4 separate regions of the Mus musculus genome follow, and regions 1, 2 and 4 are each linked to region 3. Evidence: chromatin loops called from intact Hi-C (ENCODE). Cell type or tissue: gastrocnemius. All regions are shown on one strand.

The links. Hi-C counts contacts between places; a loop is a spot of excess contacts. Peaks named below come from ENCODE experiments on the same cell type or tissue, not always from the same donor. Only the 100,000 strongest peaks of a DNase experiment are listed, where the experiment ranks them.
Region 1: a loop joins it to region 3, with 5 times the contacts of the local background. A loop is called at or near these places in 4 of 42 quality-filtered maps.
Region 2: it touches region 3 in a loop (2.0-fold over the local background); 3 of 42 quality-filtered maps call a loop at or near these places.
Region 4: it touches region 3 in a loop (3-fold over the local background); 7 of 42 quality-filtered maps call a loop at or near these places.

Annotation. Positions count from the first base shown.
Region 1 is chr3:52,594,759-52,599,758 of GRCm38, forward strand. No RefSeq gene overlaps it. Among named protein-coding and RNA genes, the nearest start is that of Gm40047, 17 kb to the left of the region's middle. In gastrocnemius, no CTCF peak of the experiment used is centred here; no DNase peak of the experiment used is centred here; H3K27ac peaks cover 1,373 bases.
Region 2 is chr3:52,581,883-52,586,882 of GRCm38, forward strand. The region is part of intron 2 of Gm40047 (a long non-coding RNA gene); the gene reads left to right. Among named protein-coding and RNA genes, the nearest start is that of Gm40047, 4.2 kb to the left of the region's middle. In gastrocnemius, no CTCF peak of the experiment used is centred here; no DNase peak of the experiment used is centred here.
Region 3 is chr3:52,526,643-52,531,642 of GRCm38, forward strand. All of the region lies in intron 1 of Gm30173 (predicted gene, 30173), which reads left to right. Among named protein-coding and RNA genes, the nearest start is that of Gm30173, 12 kb to the left of the region's middle. In gastrocnemius, no CTCF peak of the experiment used is centred here; DNase peaks (open chromatin) are centred at 2,733, 3,940 and 4,112; H3K27ac peaks cover 4,422 bases.
Region 4 is chr3:52,265,563-52,270,562 of GRCm38, forward strand. Foxo1 (forkhead box O1) reads left to right here and starts at 2,775. Exons shown (of 3, transcript NM_019739.3): 1 at 2,775-3,860. The coding sequence starts at 3,240. In gastrocnemius, a CTCF peak has its summit at 2,887; DNase peaks (open chromatin) are centred at 2,416, 2,759, 3,220, 3,624 and 3 more places; H3K4me3 peaks cover 4,097 bases; H3K27ac peaks cover 4,196 bases.

The sequences.
Region 1 (5,000 bases), 68 kb after region 3:
CCATCTTTTAAATGTGTTTGTTATTATTCTATGGTGTGTAACAGTGTGGAAAGAATGACACGGTTAATATATTAGTATGCTCTTCAATCATTTTTATGAGGCATTTGCATCCTTTTATGCAACACCTAATTGACAGTTGGCCCTCCAGTCCTCTCCAGTGGAACTGCCTATTAAATGAAATTTATGGCCCCCGATTTTTAAGTTGGTTAAAAAACATGAAATAAAAATATACTTTAACTGATACTCAATGAAATCTTTTTCTGGTAGAAAAAAGAAATCTCATTTCAGAAAATAGCTCTTTATTCTGCAGTCGAGAAAGCACGTTGAGGGCGTACTGTGCTTCTGTGTCCGCATGAGATGCACCTCAGTGCTTCTTTTAGGTGTGGGTACCGTGCCTGCTTGAATACGCAAATTCCAACCTTGCTATTGCACTTCTGAAGTGTTGCAAAGGACTGACAGAGAAGGTGGGGGATGCACATATATCTGCTCATGGAATATCTCAGATCTCTGGTGCATACTGGCTTTCTCATTTCATGGCCTTTCTGCAGTGTCAGCTCCAATGAGAAAGTGATCTTGTCTTGTTTATGGATGTAACCTCTAGCTTTTAGTAAGCAAATCTTCACAAATTTTTGCTGGATGAATTAATGAACCAATATACTGATTGCCTTGCCTTACTGTGATTCTGATATAATTTTTACTGTTCTAAACCCGTTAAATATTTAGTATACAAATCAGTGCACTTATAATGATGCTCAAGAATAGATGCTCATTTATTTTCAGTAAGTGAATGAGCCATCGCAGGCTAAGAACTGTCACCCTCTTCAGCTAATTGCTGGTGAGCTTCATTAGGTAACCGTGTCTTTGTAGCAACCATCATCCTACCTTGAGACTGCCAGTAGATCAAGCCTTGGGCAAATGCAGAGCTGAATATATCCTCATAGTCTCAATAGATGAAGCGAATGTAAAATCGCTTGTTCTTTCTCTCTATCTCTCTTAATATATCATCTTATTTTCTGTCTTCTCACATAACTGAGCAGTGTATGGATATTTCTGTCCCTTGCTTCTCTCTGAAACCTAAAATCAAGTCAGTGGATTCATGTATAAGAGCCTGTGATAGTGTCTTAGTTAGGTGCTATTGCTGTGAAGAGATACCATGGCCACCACAACTCTTGTAAAGAAAAACATTTAATTGGGGCTGACTTTCAGTGACAGCATGCAGGCAGACACGGTGCTGGAGTAGCTGAGAATTTTAGATTTTGATCCATAAGTAGCAAGGAGAGATTGTGTGCCACACAGTCATAGATTGAAGCCCTGTCCCCACAGTGACACACTTTCTCCAACAAGGCCATACCTCTTATAGTGCCAAGCATTCAAACACATGGATCTATGGGGGCTAGTCCTATTCAAACCACCCCAGTAGTTTTTTTCTACATTTTTGTTCAAGCTCTTTATCCAATGCCATTCAGATTTTCTGGATTCACTTGACCCACACGATTTCAATGTGAGGCCTTTTATCTTAGAAATATTATGGAAAAAGAAGACGTTCACATGTGTGACAAGGCTGGTCTTAGAAATCTATGAAGGAAGCAGGGAGCCCTTCCAGAGACACATGCTAGGAGCAGGGTAGGCGAAGAGGACTACAGGCTGTAACGTTCTTTCTCTGTATCTTCCTTTTCCTCCTTCAACTTATACCCATAAGAAAAAGCAGATTGCAATACTATATAATAAGGAAAGTTTGCAGGAAGACAGGTGGGAACCCAAGATGGGAAGGAGCACCTGAGTTCAGTACTCTTGCAGAAAGGAAATTATATTCTACATAATTTCTAGGTAGAGCAGGAATTTTTACACACCAAATAGGTTAGGAAACCAGGAACATCCAAGATAATCAGACCAGCAGCAGCAGCAGCAGCAGAAAGGACTAAAGAGGGAACAGGGCCATGTCAAGAAGTGTGGGACAAAACTTTGAAGGGATGGAAAATTAGATAAAAGTTGGACTTATGACTTATGAGAAAGTGACATACAAGTTGGGGTATAATGTTATAATTTACTAGCTAACTAATTCTAGACAAACTATTAAACATTTGAAAATCCCCCAGTAGAGTGGAGGGGCAATGCTTCAGCTAGAGGTCACAACACTGAGGTTCAAAGTAAAGGGAGTGATGTTTTCAACCAATTCTTTCAAAAAATATTAATTTAATAGCCAGACTGTGGGGTTATTGAGGGAGCCAGTGCTCTAGTCTCTATGACAGTAGTTCTGCACCTGTGAGTCTCTACCCCTCTGTGGGTTGTATATCAGACATCCTGCTCTAAGAGTTGATATGTTAGAGAGTCTGATCTCTCTCTCTCTCTCTCTCTCTCTCTCTCTCTCTCTCTCTCTCTCTCTCTCTCTCTCCTCTCTCTCTCTCATACACATACACACACACCAGCTGGAAGGAAGGACATGATGTGGTTTCAGGTAATGATAATTGCTGTGAAGGGAAAGGATGAGGTGAAGTCTGATGAGACAAGTGCTGGAGAGCCAAGTCAATGCTTTAGACCAGCTAGGGGCGTGATCAGAGATGAAAACTGGGAGTGGGCACACTAGGCCTGAAGAGTCAGAGAACTAGGCTTGCAGGGGTAATAGCGATCCTATGTTTGAGGGGTGGTATAAAGGCTAACATGGGTGACTCCAAGAACGAGGAGTTAGGCTCCTGGAGACAGTCAAGACAGTTTAATGAGAGATGGTTATTGTTGTGTTTTTACTTATTTTCTCTAGTCTAAGGATAACCAGAAACACAAATTAGGATAGGGCTAGGACACAAACCAGTTAGTTTTCGAGGAGACAATTGTTGTATTACAAGAATGGAGAGGCCAGACAAGAGACTGTACAATATTTTAGGCAAGAAGTGGTGGTGGCCTCACCAGGATGACTGCTGAGAAGCAGCAATACATGCATGCTTTATTCTGTATACCTAGTTGACCAGAAAAGGATGCTCAGAGAGCAGACACAGTGTTCCTTTTGAGTGTGTCTATGTGGTTGCTTTCAGGAGTTAGCATTTGAATCATAGACTGACTGAGGAGCATCACCCTCTACAACACAGGCCTCATTCAGCCTGTCGAAGGCCTGGAAAGGACAATGTGATGGACAGGAAAGGAATCTACTTCCTGTTTCATTTGCAACACCCACCTTCTCAGGTCTTCGTGGGGACATCACCCTCATACACGCCCTTAAACTTGGACTGTGACTTACACCGTTGGTTTCCTTTGGTTCTCAGGCCCTGAGCTCAATCAAATCAAAACATGCCACTGGCTTCTGTGATTTCTCTGCTTGCACAGTTGATGAGAATCTATCTCGTCCATAATTTTGTGAGCCAGCTCCTATAATCTCTTCTCTCTCATCTCTGTATTTGTCTAGTATATACACAAGCCCTCCACTTCTATATTGTATATCATCTATGGTTCTTTTTCTCTGGAGAACCCTAACTAATTTATTAATTTATGGCTGGATTTGGGACATTTGGAGTGTCACCACACAATGTTGATCAATCGCACATGATCTTAGGTAAAGAGGCTAAATAAAATCTCAGTATTTGCAAGGTTCCAAGCATATTCATAATAGATATTAACATTTTATGACTTGGTATGCAGAAGGGAAGCTTGAAGGTTTTGATGTTGGAAATGGCATGTGACTGCGCTCCAGTAAGTTAATTAGGTAGTATCATTAACAGGGGGAGTGGAGGGTATGTGCCTAGTGCCTCTCAACTTAAATGCCTACATGAATTCCCTGGAGACCTTGTCAATACAGACTCAGGTATATAGGTTGTGGATGAGACACAGTAGTCTACATTTCCAACAAGCTCCTAGTTGGTTCCAGAGTTGATTGGCTGGTGTGTCACATTTGTGATAGCAAAAAAAAATTCTTGGGATTGTATCTGGAGAAAGCTAATTGTTATTTACACTGGGCTGGGAGTGTGAGTATAGAGAAGAGAATTTTTCTTCTACAGTGGAGGTTGAGACTGGACAACAGAGAGGAACTAAGAAGAAAAGCAAAGTATAGCATCAAGGTGTAAAAGAAATGGCAGGATCAAGAGCAGACACTAAAATCAAGGCTGGGGAAGGAATTTGCTAGTCACAACTATTTTTGTTAGGCAGCAGCTTGGGCCCTGATGAGAGTTCAGGGGTATCAGATCCCCATGACCTCGTCAGCTGTGTGTGAAGAGATGAAGTACCATGAAGTACCAAAGTCCCCATTCTGCTGTGTCTACTGAAGGTTGTAGCACAGAGTCAGCACGCATCTGAAGAGACCATGGTGAAAGCGGTGTCACCTACATCAAGCAGTGTCGTTAGGCCAGAAATCAACAAATCATTTTGGAAATCAGGAATGACGGTGCCTTCTTTGACCATGGTATCTGAGCCAGTTTCTGCATCAGTTCCTGATTCTGCCTTCAGGTATTGATGATTCAAAGCCTAGGGACTGTCACTCATACTTTAAAGGTGACAACAGACACAGTGGCCCACATGACTGAGCACTAGGTAATTAGCAGTATGCTAGGCATTTGAAGAATATAATTTCACTCAAACTCACATGCTGGCAGAAAGATCATATTCTTATTATCCTGGCTCACTCAAAACACCACGTCTTCTAATACCCTATTTTTTTGTTTTGTTTGTTTGTTTGTTTGTTTGTTTGTTTTCCGAGACAGGGTTTCTCTGTGTAGCCCTGGCTGTCCTGGAACTCACTTTGTAGACCAGGCTGGCCTCAAACTCAGAAATCAGCCTGCCTCTGCCTCCCAAGTGTTGGGATTAAAGGCGTGAGCCACCACTGCCCGGCTAATATTTAATCAAGGGACATGGGGTTTTTTGCACTGTTCAGTAGTTTTTTAAGCCCTCAGTAATGTGACAGACTGGATTGAGATCAAAGTGGCTCTTTTTAAAAAAATATTTTAATATGATTTCTTTAATGTATATGAGTACACTGTCACTGTCTTCAGACACACCAGAAGAGGGCATCAGATCCCATT
Region 2 (5,000 bases), 55 kb after region 3:
ATAGTCTAAGTATAATCAAACTGCAGCTGCCTCCTCACTTTGTAGAGAGCCACCTGCAGGCATAGCGGTATTTGTACATAAAAATAATTAAATATAAATTGCAATCTCACACTTAACATTTAAGATGAAAGGGCAGTTCAATGGAGCATAAATAGTTTTCTCTTTTGTAATGAACTAGGATGGCTGGTATTGTGTTACTGAAACCTGGTCATGTCTTTTCTACATTTAAGCTACACTGTTCCACTTATACTGAGGCTGTACTTACGCTGGAGAGAAATTGATGAAAGGGCAGTAATACACCATCATTTTAGGATTTTTAAGCTTAGATTTCCAAAGCCCAAATGCCCATAATCACTATTTGTTTAGTCTTCTTGCTATACTAAGGTATACATTTCCATTCTTTCTTGATATTTTCACTCATTTATTTTTTTCTTTCTTTGTTCTTCTCTTTTCTCACCCTCTGTCCCTCTCTGTCTGATTCTCTCCCTTTCCCTCCATCAGTTCAACTAAACCCTAGGCTCTAATACTACTTCATGCATCACATCCTTCTACTGTTGTTGGGTCTTTGCTGCTGCTGACTCTGTCCTATCTAAACCGCATTGTTTCCCCTACTGTCTTCTAATATATAACTGAGTTCTCTGAAAGTCATGGTTATTATTCTAGAAGAAAACAATCATTAGTATAAAGACAACATATGTTTTATAGCTATATATGTTGTTGGCTGACTCAGCTTTCCTTTTTCAGTCTCTCTCTCTCTCTCTCTATCTATCTATCTATGTATCTATGTATCTATCTATGTATTTATGTATCTATGTATCTATCTATGTATCTATGTATCTATGTATCTATCTATCTATCTATCTATCTATCTATCTATCTATCTATCTATCTATGCATCTATCTATCCATATGTATCTATGTATCTATGTATCTATCTATGTATCTATCTATCCATATGTATGTATGTATGTATGTATGTATGTATGTATGTATCTATCTATCTATCTATCTATCTATCTATCTATGTATCTATCTATCTATCTATCTATCTATCTATCTATCTATCTATCTATGCATCTATCTATCCATATGTATCTATGTATCTATGTATCTATCTATCCATATGTATGTATGTATGTATGTATGTATGTATGTATGTATGTATCTATCTATCTATCTATCTATCTATGCATCTATGAATCTATTTGTTATTATACTAAAGAGCAATGTAGGTATAGATTAATGGGAAGCATAGCTGACTGTACTTGGCACCTTATGCAGCACTTTCCCAAAATACTGGATTAAACAACTTACTATTATTACAGGAATGATCAGGCTGTCCTCAACCATAGACACCTACAGGCTCAAAAGAGTACCATCTACTACTCTGTTGTGAGTTGCTCTGTTGCTGTTTGCTGTTAATGATGTTAATGTTTGATTCTGATGTTAATTCTGCTTCCTCAAGAGTGTCTGCCCCTGACTAGGAGTAGACCACGTCCTCAGGTGATCTCATGTGAATCTTCTCCCCATTCTAACTGATCAAATAAAGACTAGAGCCTATGATTGTACAGTGGAAGGGAAAGATGGGACTGGAGAGCAGAGGCAGGTGGGGAAGGAGGAGAAGAGGAGGAGATGGGAGAGGGAGGAGTGAGAGGTGGAAGCCAATATGGAGCCGAACCACATGGCCAGGGAAAACTGCAAGTAGCAGAGGGTCTCATGGCTGAGGAATAAGTGAAGGTTGGTGTTTTCTATATAGGCTCATTGGGGTTGGAAATTACTGCAACACTACTCAGCACTGACTACTTGGGAATGCATTGTGCTTTTGAGCATGTGAAAAATCCAAAACTTGCTGAGAGATGCTTCAGTCTGAGACCAAAGGCTTCAAAGGCTTAAAGTCTAATCGCAGGCTTTGAAGTGACTTGATAGTGTGGTGACTGGAAACTTGGCTTGCCATGGGGGCTGTATTATTTCAGGCTTCAGATTTCCATTTCCATTGCAAAGCAAACATGGCACCTAGTGCTCTGACTTATCCACATTATCTTTGCATTCAGAGAGAGAGAGAGAGAGAGAGAGACAGAGAGACAGAGAGAGAGACAGAGACAGAGAGAGAGAGACAGAGAGAGAGAGAGAGAGAGAGAGAAGGCGCTACATTTTCAGTAAACCAAAAGACCCAACTGATTCCGTTTGTTTTGTGTTCAGGCAACTTGTATTTCTCTTTTCATTTTGTTGTAATCACAATGACTTTTATCATTGTTTTTGCTGTTGCCAGATTGAATTCTAAAAACAGTCACAGTGTAGTTTTGCACTGTGGTTGAAGCCATTGTAGTTCACTCCATAGCTATGTAACCTCTCTCTTTTGCTGTAGATGCATTGGAAGGTGAGCCTCCTGCCTTATAGACTCACTGGCTATTCCCTTGAGACAGAGTCTCTCGCTGAACTTGGATCTAGGCTGATGAGGAGCAAGTGCTAGGGTTCCTCGAGTCGCCCATTCTCATTCCTACGCACCCCTGGCTCACACCGGGTGATGGGGTTACAGCCATGCATGACTGTGCCAACTTTTTGCATGGGTGATGGGGATTTGAACTCTGGTCTTTACACTTGCACTGCTGGCATAGGGAAAGTTGCTGTCCTATCTATTTGACCAATAAATATGTCTATAAAATAGGAAGTAAGGCTTCAGAAAATGTCAACCCTGACCTTTCTGATCCTTGTGGGGGAGTTAATGCATCCACATATGCAAACAGGTGGTGCATTTCAGCTGAATTCTTCCTCAGGAACTTCCCCAGCGAGGCTTGTTTAACAGAGCAGGTCTTCTCTTCCCAGGACCACACTTCACTGTAAAGAAAACACCTCCTGTAGGTTAAAAGGAATTTTGTAGGAAGTACTTCACAATCCAATATTGATAACTATTAGTAACACACAGTCAAGAGGGCATTTGAGCAAAGTTGCAAACGTATCTACAAACAGTATCCTCCGTATTATGTCTAGCTTTGTTCTCCAAGTCAAATGTGTGACTCTGAGGGCCAGTTTTGTGTTTGGCCTTCACAGTGTTGGGAGGGTCTAGAGGAAATGCCAGGTTTCAGGGGAACCTGGGGTTTGTCTCAGTAGGCCTACTTACTGTCTCCTCTCCTCTGTGTTCTTGGCATTGGCAGTGGATTTCTGCTTGTGTCTCTTCCTTCCCCACCCCTCTAGGAAGCCAAGTTACCAATTCGGCTTTTACTTCACCAGAGGGAGGAGAGCTTTGTTACCTTCTCCTCATGTTCCCAGAAGACAAGCTAATTACAATCAGTGTGCAAATTTAGGAATTAAATAGAATAGTTTGCCAATTTCTTCTTCTTCTTCTTCTTCTTCTTCTTCTTCTTCTTCTTCTTCTTCTTCTTCTTCTTCTTCTTCTTCTTCTTCTTCTTCTTCTTCTTCTTCTTCTTCTTCTTCTTCTTCCCTTCTTCCTCTTCCTCCTTCTCCTCCTCCTTCTCCTCCCCTTCCCCCTCCCCCTTCCCCTTCTCCTTCCCCTTCCCCTCTTCCTCCTCCTCCCCTCTTCTTCTCCTTCTTCTTTCTTGTGCTCTGAAGAACCAGTGACCTAGTTTAGAAACCAAATAATTCCTCTTAATTAGAATGAAATATAACTCTCAGGAGTTAGACACTGGCGAGTGGCTTGAATTCATGGCTTGAATTCAGCGAGCATCTGTGTGTATTGTCATCTCTGTTCCAGAGCAAGCCTCCTTCAGTGCTCCTGTTTCCTCCGAAACACAATGTCTAGAACTTTGCTGTTTTTTTTTTGTTGTTGTTGTTGTTTTGTTTTTATAAATGATTGTGTGTGAGAGATGTGCCGGTGTCATAGCATTCTTGTGAAAATCAGGGGACCACTGTGAGGCAGTTTCTCAGCTTTTATATGGACGCCAGGTTTGAACTCTAGTCTTTACCTGCTGCACCAACCCGTCAGCTCCAGGATTAGGGATGTGTGTACATGTGCCTGCTTCCTCTTGCAGACTGCATCTGTAGAGAGTTTGTGTGTTCTCTCACATTACCTACTGCATGATTTTATTATCACACGACATGTTAACTTAGTGAAGTGAGTGTGGTCAGGCGCTGGCAGCTCTGTGCTAGGTTGATCAGAGAGATAGGTGATAACTTCTCACTGAATTTGCTGAGATGTCATCTTGAAGATCAGTTCCTGTCCCTAGGCTCCGAAAACTGTTACATATAGGCGGTGCAATAAAACCAAAGGCAATCAGAAGCTCAGACAGTCCTAGCAGAAGCGAGTGACCATGTGACTCACACAGATGTGTGTCTCTGTCCCTCTAATATCACTTAAAGCAGCTTTAGCAAAGGTTGAATTTTCCAAATCTGACTAGCTTCCACTAAGACAAGCATGCTCATTGGAAATTTGGATTGATGAAGAAAAGAAAGCCAGGCATTCTATTTTCCCCCTTTAAAGTGCTTGTGAGTCACATGCCTATAAAATCTGATACAAGTTTTTAAAAATTTAATGGTAGCCCATAACAAAAAGTCATGGTAAGAAGTTTTTAAATATTTTTTATTTATTTTATGTCTCCATTTCTTTTCTTTTTTTTTTAAATGCATGTATGTGGGCCTGTGTGATGTGTATATAAGTGCTGGTGTATGCCTGCCACAACACTTGTGTTGGTGGTCAGAGGACAAACTCCATGCCAAGCCTCACTTCCGTATCGTTTGTCCCTGTCATCTGAGACACCACACCAGACTAACTGGTCTGGAAGCTTCCAGGCCTCCAGCTGCCTCTGCCTTCCAAATGACTGTCGGGACATGAGGCCTGCAGACAGGTATTGCCACTTCTATCTTTTTTACCTTCTGGAGGTTTGAACTTAGAGCCTCATGCTTGAGCAATAGCTGGCTAACTCACGGAGGCATCTCTCCAGGCCCAAGAAACCTATTTCTAATTTTTAAAGTCCTCTTTTGGGTATTTTAGTTTGTAACTGAATCCTTAGCTTATAAACTAAAATACTCCTGTTTGGTTTTATCTA
Region 3 (5,000 bases):
GATACCAGAAGCAGCTGAATGGAACCAAAGAAGAAGGATACAGGGCAGAGAGAAGACCGCATCAAATCACAGAAGCTTCCCGAAAACACTGTACTGCCACTTAGAAGGCAAGTATGACTTTATAGAAAAGGTAAACTAGAGAGGTTAGGGAGTGGGGTAGAGAAAAGAGTGGGTGGGTCTGTGAGAAGTCCATGGTGAATCTTCATTGTCAGCCCAGAAGGTTAGTTTGGAAATTGGGTCTATCTTTGCTGAAATGTAAACCGAGGAAAAGACTCCTAATCTGTGGGAGAAATCCTGTTGGGATATTACTTATGTGGTCGATCCTTATGGTGATCCTTGGAAAACTTGATGTGGGAGAGAACACAGATAGGGCAAGAGCAGATATGCACTGCCTAAGAAGGGACAGGTGACAAAAGGCAGGGCAGTCACGTAAGTTCCTTTCAAGTTGATTTCCACAGCACCGAAGTTAAACACCCAGTTAAAGGTTGGACTTCTTGTGGGAGGTCAAAGGGAGCCAAAGATGGGTGACTGCCAACTGTCACAAAGCTGGGAAGATAAACAACTGGCCAGATGTTCTGGAGAAGACCTGTGTGACAACCTGAACTCATGCCAGTCATCGAGAAGGATGAATAAACAACAGCCAACGGGGGTTGGGGGTGGGGTGTCTGGGGGGGGGGGCGGTCGAAGTCCTGGGTCGTCCCAGCTGTCTTGCCGATGCGTGGTACACCAAGCCACTCTAATGATGAAACCTAAAACGATTCTCGTTTCCGGAGTGTCAATAAGAATTTGGTAGCAAAACAAAAGCTTAGCAAGGAGGTGAAAGAGAGCCCTCTCAGGAGCTAGTTGCAGCCTGAAGCTGGATGTTCCAAGCTATGATTGATAGAGACTGGCTCCAGGGTGCAGCCACCCTGGAACATCCTGTTCCTGTCACTGCGAGAGCTGGAGGCATTAGCAGCCTGGTGATATTGACTTGGTTTTTCTCTCCTGGAAGGCTGGCCTCTTTAGCTTCTTTCAGCATCCTGGGACTGCGCTACACAGGCTTCTTGGCACCACCCACAGACCTCTGAGCCCTCAACAGCCTCCCATTTTACTACTATGCCAAGAGAGTTAACTATATTTTTTTGTTTTTTTTTTGTTTTTTGTTTTTTTTTTTTTTTTTTCTTTTTTCAGCCAATAGCAAGTAGCTCTGGACCATGTGGTTGTCTGTCTATCTGTCCCTCAGGGAAGTGCTGGGCAAGCAATTAGCCACTGTTCTGGCACCCACTGTGTGACCAAGATGGTCTTGGGTCAATGTCTCTCATCTGTGCATGCTTCTAGGATAGTCGTCAACTGTGGAAGAAGGGTCTCTGGGACGTGAGCAACCCTATAGAGGATTGCTGAGATGGGTTAGGGTGAGGGGTGAGGAGGGGAGGAGCCGGAAGTGGCCTAAGTAGCAGGATGAGAAAGGAGTCAAAGGCTCTTGACCCCAGCAATCTCAGGGATCACTGGTGACAAAGGAAGCCATTGTCCCTTAGAGGTGTTGTAGGAGAGTGAAGCCAGAAGATAGAGCAGCCATGTGCCAGGGTTAGGACATGGTGTCAATAGGAAGTTGACTATTAATAGAGACCTGGGGCATTGGCAGGAGAATTGGCTGAAGGAGGGAGCCCCTCTGCTTTGGGGAATTGAGGGAAAAAAAGCAACAGAGAACAGGCGCTCCAAGAGGCGCCCCCAATGTTATAAGGCCATGGAAACTTGACGAAATAACACTGAGTCCTTGCTTAACATGTCTTGCAGGATGATTGATTAGAAAATACAACTGACAAGAAAGTACAGTTTAGGGAATAGTTCCTTGATTGAATAGGTGATAGAGCCCCCCAGCCTCTCTCCTCTCTTTTTGTCTGTCTGTCTGTCGGTCTGTCTGTGCCTCTCTCTTTCTCCTTTATTTTTCAGCTGAAAAAAAAATGCTTGACATTTGACATCATTCCTTTGGCTCAGCGTCCTGTTCCATTTTCCATAACTAGATGTCATCTCAAACCTAGAGCCAGCGCCTGGGTAGGAGCTTCTGCTGTCCCTTGTCTTCTGATACTCCCAGCAGCTGCCTTCCTTGTTTGTGTCCCATGACTCCCAGATACTCTAGAAATTACCACTGGGGTCTTTGGCCATGAACTGGGCTCACTTATTAAAAGTTGGAAAGTTGGAGCGTTGGCGAAGCACAGGATGAGAGCCCTATAAAAAAAGCTCCTCTCGTGTTTCCCATTTTCTTCGACTGTAGGTTGAGGACATAAACAAGCACATCTTCAGTACCAGTTCTGGACAATGTGGCATTTTTATGAATAACCATACTATGGTTATAGCAGAATGTGCTGAGAACACTAAGAGGCATCAAGTGCTTTGTGAGTTGAGAGGAGGAGAGCTTTCCTGTGCGTGTTGAATTGTAGGAAAGTACAAATTGTACCAAGGGAAGATAAATAATCCATTCCCTTCATAGTAATATAATACATAAAATATTATTGACATGCCCGACAATGCTGATACCTCTTGGGTGTTTTGAGAAAGTCTGATGTATAAATAACCATGGGTTGGTAGAACTGCAGAGTTTAGCGTGTTAGTGCTGCAAATAAGCTTGGATCACATCCAACTCAGCCTCCACTGTTTGCAAATTTATAAACAGATGTCCAAATAGGTTAAGTCAGTTGCTCAAGATCACGGCAGGAGCCAAGGCAGGGGCAAAGGTTAAGTCCCCTTACACACTCTCCCCAAAGACCTTCTCACATGGGTGGGGTGACATCAGCTATGTCTTGTCTACTAAACAACATATTCTGAGTTCTGTACGTCTTTCGACTGGGAGTCCCAGCTCCTATCGGAGTGCCCTCAGAGCACCTCTGGAACACTTCCACCTCTTCTTACTGTGCAAACTGTGTGACACTTTCCAGAGAACTTAGATGACCCAGGGGAAGAAAAGCAGGATGATGAGCAGGGACACGGATCGCTTTTGTCTTCATGTTAAGAACAATGCTAAAGATGTTTTTGTCATAGAAGTTGAGGATAGAGTGTGGTTGACCAGAGGTTGTGGGGAAGAAGAGAGACGGGAAATGGGAGAAGTGGGTCGATCATGGGTACAGCGTTTCAAGTAGATAGGAGGGATGTTTGGTTCTTCTACACAGCAGAGTGACTGTAGGTAACTCAATGCGGCATATGTTTCAAAACAGAAGAGAGGGTTTTCAGCAATGTTCTTAGAACAATAAAATGAAAAATATTTGAAATTATACATATGCTGATCATTCCATTATCCCTACACATTGTACAGAGGCATCAAAACATCTCAGTACCATCCAAATGTGCACTTTACTATGTGTCAATCAAAAACAAAGCTAAAAAAAAATCATCAGAAAGAAAACATTGGTAGTTTTGGAAGTAAAGATCTGACAGCTTTGACCTGTCTCCTCCAGACTGTCTGGGCTCTATGGGCCCAGCCCACATTCTCTCCTCTTGGAGATCTCTCATACTTAGCAGCCCCGTGTCCAGACTCAAGACTAGACACCAGCCAACACGTCTGCCTTCTCCTCAGTGAGGTTTGGTGGTTCCCGTGTCTGTCATCCAGTCTCTCTTTCCATCTCTTCTTTCTCTGCCTTTCCTCAGACTGCCCAATTTCTCTCTCCCTTAGGTAGACAGTATTTCCTTCTATTTTAGCTTCATTTCTCCTTCTGGATCTCTTATAGCCCATATGTATGGTGGCCATGTACCACATACCGACTTCCTTTTAAAAATTTTGAGTTTCAATTTAATTTATGTATCTATGCATGTGTTCACGTGTGCACGTGTTTGCATGGACATGGAAGAGCCAGAAAACAACTTGGATGTCATTTCTTAGGAGCACCATCTGCCATATTATTGTTGGCTGGACACTCACTCATGAGGCTAGGCTGGCTGGTTAGCAAGTCCTGGGGACCTATCTGCCATCACTACCTCTTCCGCACTGGAATCACAGGTTTGTGGCACCATTCCTGACGTTTTTGTGTTGGGGGATTCTGGGGGTCTGATCTCATGTCTGTATGCTTGCAAAGCAACCACTTTATCAGCTGAGATATTTTCCAAGTTAGTCTTGTTGACTTCCTTTCAAAGTCTGCCACCGGGCTTCTGGCTCAGCCTGGCCACCTGCCCCAGTTCATTCGCTGTTCTTCCTGCTGCCTTTGAATGGCTCGGTAGGCACTGCTGCAGAGCCTGATCCCTTAGTTAGACAGTGGCTTATTGATTTGGTCAAGTGTATCCTATGGATCAATTGTACTAGACTAGGGTTATCAGTGCAGAGCATGGCCACTTGCAATTTTCCTTAAAATATGATTTATCAAAGGTATAATTAAGCTCAGATTCTCTGGTGCCACACTCATTGATTCCAGAGAATACCTTCTCCTTCCATGATACCAGCAATGGCTATATTGTCCCCTCACCCCCAGGCCATTTGATTATGAAGCTTAGGTGGCACTTCTGCCTCTCTGCCTTGCACTACTGCCCCCTCTCTGGCCTGGAATCTGTCATGAATGTTTCTGTCAGACTCAGTCCATTGTCTTGTGCAGAGACTGCCTGGCATAGAAAAAGAGATTGGACATAGCTTCAGTTTAACTATTCTGGTGAACTTTTAGGGCTCCTTTGAATGGTGGAGGACTTAAGATCTAAAGCCTGGATATGCACAGAAAGGATTTCTCCTTAAAATGATAGTCTCCACCATTGTCACTATTCCCAGAACTTTTATGTTGGGTATTTCACATATTTTATCTCATATAAGACTAACAACCCTTTAGGGCAAATATCATTCCCCTTTAAGAGATGAAAAGAGAAACCTCAGAGAGATTATATAGCTTCCCTGAGGTCACAGGACTGGTTTCTTAGACCCAGAGGTGCCTAGGGCCACCTCTGATATCAGTTGTCACTGGCAGAATGATGAAACAAGTGTCCCAGGCTCTTCTTCAGCCAGAAGCCATTTCATTCCCGAGCGTTCATAAGCACCTTTGTCCTTGGTTTGC
Region 4 (5,000 bases), 260 kb before region 3:
TCACTGTGTGAAACAGGCTGGCCGTGGAACTCAAAGAGCTCTGCCTGCCTCTGCCTCCCTGAGGGCTTGGTTTAATGGCTGTGCCACCACACCTGGCTTGTTTACATTTTCCACTAAAACGCCTTTTATGAAAGTATCTAATTTGCTTTTTTAATCCTCCTTTTCTCTTTCTCTTTTTTTGGGGGGTAGGGGTGGGGGTAGGACCTCCTGTAGCCCAGGCTAGTTTGGAATGCACCCTAAACTCCTGATCTTCCTGCCTCCACATCTGAAGGGCTATCTTTCCTGTTTATGCTAGAAGCCAGGGCACGGTGTATGCTCAGCAGACACGATACCATCTGACAAAGTCCCTAGTCCGGTTTTCTTAATCTTGTAAGTGAAGACTTCACTCATCTTGGTGGACTTCACATGACTAGAATTACCACGATGCATGGTTAGCAGGAAGAAGACATACCATCTACGACATCTACTGATAGATACACTGGTATTATAGGATGCTTATACTTTCTGCATTGATAATATTGATGGGAAGCAAGAAGTGTCATGTTTTACTATCTAGCAATTAAAGGAGGCCAAAGAGACCCTCCACATTTACTTCCAACCTTAACATTTTTATAGGGCTATCAGAAAAGAATGTTTAACCTGACATAACTTCTATCAAAGGCTGTATCTTTCAAAATTCCCAAAGCACTTCGTGCCTGCTTTCCCAGAGACTCCGATTTTTGCACATGTCTCCATACTTGTTAAGGGTGTGAATGGTCGTTCTTTACAGAATAGTTTGTACCAGGCAAAGGCAGGGAACCAGTAAGATGCTCAGTGACGTCCCACGCTTCAGTAAACTGACTTCACACACCACGAATAATCACCTCTATGAACCGTTTAAGGTGCATCTGTTATACAAACCTTTGTATTGGGGGCATTGATTGTGCAGATTCTCTGACTCTTTTCTTTTTTGGTCTTAGCATTGAGCTTAGGGTCCCACTCTTGTTAAGCCTTGGCTGTATCACTAGCCTATACTATGACACTTATAGAAACAGTTGGGGACAGTGGCCTTAGAGAATTTGAAGATCTGGGGAAAGCTTTAGGAAAACTCCTTTAACCAAATGCTCTCATCGCAACAGTCCCTGAGAAACCGAAACAGAAATGAGGCGAAGGCCAAATTCACAGCTGGATTTCATCGCCAAGAATGGTCCTCTAGTGCTCCGCCTATTTGTAGGGTGCGGCTGTCTGACTGTGGGCCCACCTCGGCAGAGTGTGATTACAAAGGAGCACCAGAGGGTTGTTCTTTGTGGTCCTGCTTAGGCTCATCCATTTACTCGAGTCTCCCAGCGGTTGTCAAAGCCAAATTTTGTAGTCAAGGTGAAGAGACAGTTAACCAAACTGTCCTCGGCACCTCTGGTTCAGGATCGCCACTCAAAACTTTTATCAGTAGGCAGCCGTTTCAGAAAAAGGGATTATGAATAGGGGAATAGGGGCCTGGATTAGCGAGACGTTAGAGACAAAGTGGAAGGAGTAAGAAGGCTGGTTTTCTTTTGGAGTCTCATTTTACATAGAAAAACTCCACGTAAGAAAGAAGAGCGAAGTACAACCGCAACAAGACATTTGGAGCTGCGTTTTTGGACATATTTAAAGCCCTAATATGCATCTTCAATTCTAAAGCATCCTAGCCAATAAAAGAAAATGCCACCCATATTTCTTTTTTTTTAAAAAAGAAAGCAAATCAGAGGATCAAGCGAGGGAACATTTTCTTCTATTCTGTAAGGCAAAAAGAACCACTGTCTTTCTACCTTTGGCTCCGCCGGACGTGTGTTAGATACGCGGGTCTGGGAGCTCACTCTGTGAGTTTAAAGAACTGAGGGGCGGAGCTGTGCCCCAACACTTGGGGCTTATCTCCTTTTGCGACTTCAACACCTCATCGCTTCCATGCTAAATAAAAAAGAAATAAGCAAGCAGTTAAACTTAATTAGGGGTAATAAAGTGACAAAGTTGTCTCTAAGCGCTCCTCTGACTCTTTAGCCACCACACCGGTCCTCAGGAAAAAGTGAGATTCCCGTGGCAGAAAAGCGGTTCCCATAGAAGACGTCGGATCTGAGGCGCTACTGGAGCTAGGTGCTTGTGCAACAGTGTTCTCCCCGCGCCGCACCTCTCTGGGGTTCAGGATGAGTGGAGGCTGGGGGCTGGACCGAGCCGCAGAGGCTCGTCTTGCAGGTGTGCACAGGTAGGGTGGGAAGCGGTTACTCCGGAGCCGCAGAGCGACGGGTCTTCACCGAAGGATCTGCGCGCCTGGGGCGGCCAGGGCAGATGCCAGCTTAAGAAAACATTCCTCCAAAACAAACCCCACCGACTTCCCGAGAGCTGCGCGAAGACGCGTGGGCGGAGCGGGCTTGAGTGGAATCCACGAGGCGCCCCACCGCCCACGTCGCGTCCGGGAGCGCGCAGCGGCCCCGCGCCATCCCGGGAGTCAGGGTCTGGGCTCTGCCTGGAGTACTCGATTGCACTCTGTAGTAAACAAAAGTATGGTAGCCGCCTCCACGCCGGTTTGCCTCCTAGCAATCCGATCGCTGAGACGCCAGAGACTCAGAAACACTTGAGAATTACAGAAAATAATAACGGAGATTGGAAAAAAAAAAAAAAGTGTGTGAGAAAGAAAAATACCCCACCGCCCCCCACCAACCTACTGCCGCCTCCCGAGGGAAGGCAGCGCCCGCCCAGGCCCGCGTTCATTGGCTGCTTCGGCGGAGACTTCGCGCGTCCATTGGCCGCGCAGCCTGTCAGTCAGGGGCGGGGCGGCGCGCGCGCCGCCGCGGGCGGGGAGCCCGCTGCAGATCCCGTAAGACGGGAGTCTGCGGAGTCGCTTCAGTCCCCGCCGCCGCCACATTCAACAGGCAGCAGCGCCGCTGTCGCGCGGCCGCGGAGAGCTAGAGCGGCCCGCAGCGTCCGCCCGTCTGCCTTGGCGTCCGCGGCCCTTGTCAGCGGGAGCGCGGTGCCCGAGCTGCCGGGCTCCGCGGCCTGGTCGGTGCCCCGTCCTAGGCACGAACTCGGAGGCTCCTTAGACACCGGTGACCCAGCGAAGTTAAGTTCTGGGCGCGTCCGTCCGCTGCGCCCCGCCGCGCCTGACTCCGGCGTGCGTCCGCCGTCCGCGGCCCCCCAATCTCGGAGCGACACTCGGGTCGCCCGCTCCGCGCCCCCGGTGGCCGCGTCTCCCGGTACTTCTCTGCTGGTGGGGGAGGGGCGGGGGCACCATGGCCGAAGCGCCCCAGGTGGTGGAGACCGACCCGGACTTCGAGCCGCTGCCCCGGCAGCGCTCCTGTACCTGGCCGCTGCCCAGGCCGGAGTTTAACCAGTCCAACTCGACCACCTCCAGTCCGGCGCCGTCGGGCGGCGCGGCCGCCAACCCCGACGCCGCGGCGAGCCTGGCCTCGGCGTCCGCTGTCAGCACCGACTTTATGAGCAACCTGAGCCTGCTGGAGGAGAGTGAGGACTTCGCGCGGGCGCCAGGCTGCGTGGCCGTGGCGGCGGCGGCTGCGGCCAGCAGGGGCCTGTGCGGGGACTTCCAGGGCCCCGAGGCGGGCTGCGTGCACCCAGCGCCGCCACAGCCCCCACCGACCGGGCCGCTGTCGCAGCCCCCACCCGTGCCTCCCTCCGCTGCCGCCGCCGCGGGGCCACTCGCGGGACAGCCGCGCAAGACCAGCTCGTCGCGCCGCAACGCGTGGGGCAACCTGTCGTACGCCGACCTCATCACCAAGGCCATCGAGAGCTCAGCCGAGAAGAGGCTCACCCTGTCGCAGATCTACGAGTGGATGGTGAAGAGCGTGCCCTACTTCAAGGATAAGGGCGACAGCAACAGCTCGGCGGGCTGGAAGGTGAACGGCCTCTGGGCGGCCCTGGGGGGTGGGGTGGGGATGTGTTGGGGCCGGCGGAGGGTCGGCAGTGTGGGTGTTCGGGGCCCGGAAATGATGGGCGCACGGAGAGAGCGGGGCGAGAAATGGCAGGTGTGGCGGGGGCTTCCCGGAGACCCAGAGCCAAATTTGGACCAGGTGCAGGCGAGGGACTTCTAGAGAGACCCGGGCAGGGCTCGTTTGGGAACTTAAGTGAAATGGCAGAGCAGGCGTGAAAGTTAGCTTAGTTGTTGGAGCGAGGGGTTCGCTTCCAAGGTCCCTCTCCATTTGACACTCCAGACCTCCTGCGAGGGGGTCGGGCGACTCCTCCACCCACACGCGCACCCACTCTCCCGACCCTCGGCCGCCAAGGTTTCCCCGGGACCCGACCGCGGAGGTGCGGGGCGCACTGGAGACATCCCCCACCCCCACGCGCGCGCACGCAGGCGCGGGGCTCCCGCAGCTTTTGGGATAGCCAAACGCGCAGCTGGCTGAGCCGTGTGCGGGCCAGCGGTTGCAGAAAGTTGCGGAGGCCGGGGCAAATTTGGTTTTAACCAAAGTGGCCTGGGCACTGAGCAGGTGGTCGAGCGTTCCCACTCACTGGGTACGGTTTCGGACGCGCGCAAGTGGGTGGCCAAGGCTTTTAGGCTCTGGGCAATCTAAAGTTCAAGTGTGACCCTTGGCCGGGGCGGGAGCAGGCGAGGAGGGAGGGACCGGGTGTACAGGAAGCTAGAACCTTTAAAGGGCCAGTGCCTCCAGGCTGGGAGGCCACACTTTTTGCACTCAGAGAAAGGCTTCCACAGTTGGGCTGGCTTGGGGAGGTATGCATTTAATTGAAAGCCGAGAGGCTGCTGTGTGTGACCAGATTATGCGTGAGTGTTGGGGAGTGATTTACCGTAAAGCATGCAGCTACCCACGACCGGGCAAGTCTGGGAGCCCTGAAGTGAGTATTTGGTGGAAGTCTTAAGTGCTCACTTGGGGAATTACGGAAGACCTTTTTGCCTCGAAGGAGGATTGGAGACTTATAAATTAGGTGTTTAAGGCCTTTGTTTACCTTTCCGGTGGGAGGGAGAGGACAGGTGACTCAGTGTGGACTGTGGCATCCCTACCAGTGGAGGTTGGGGT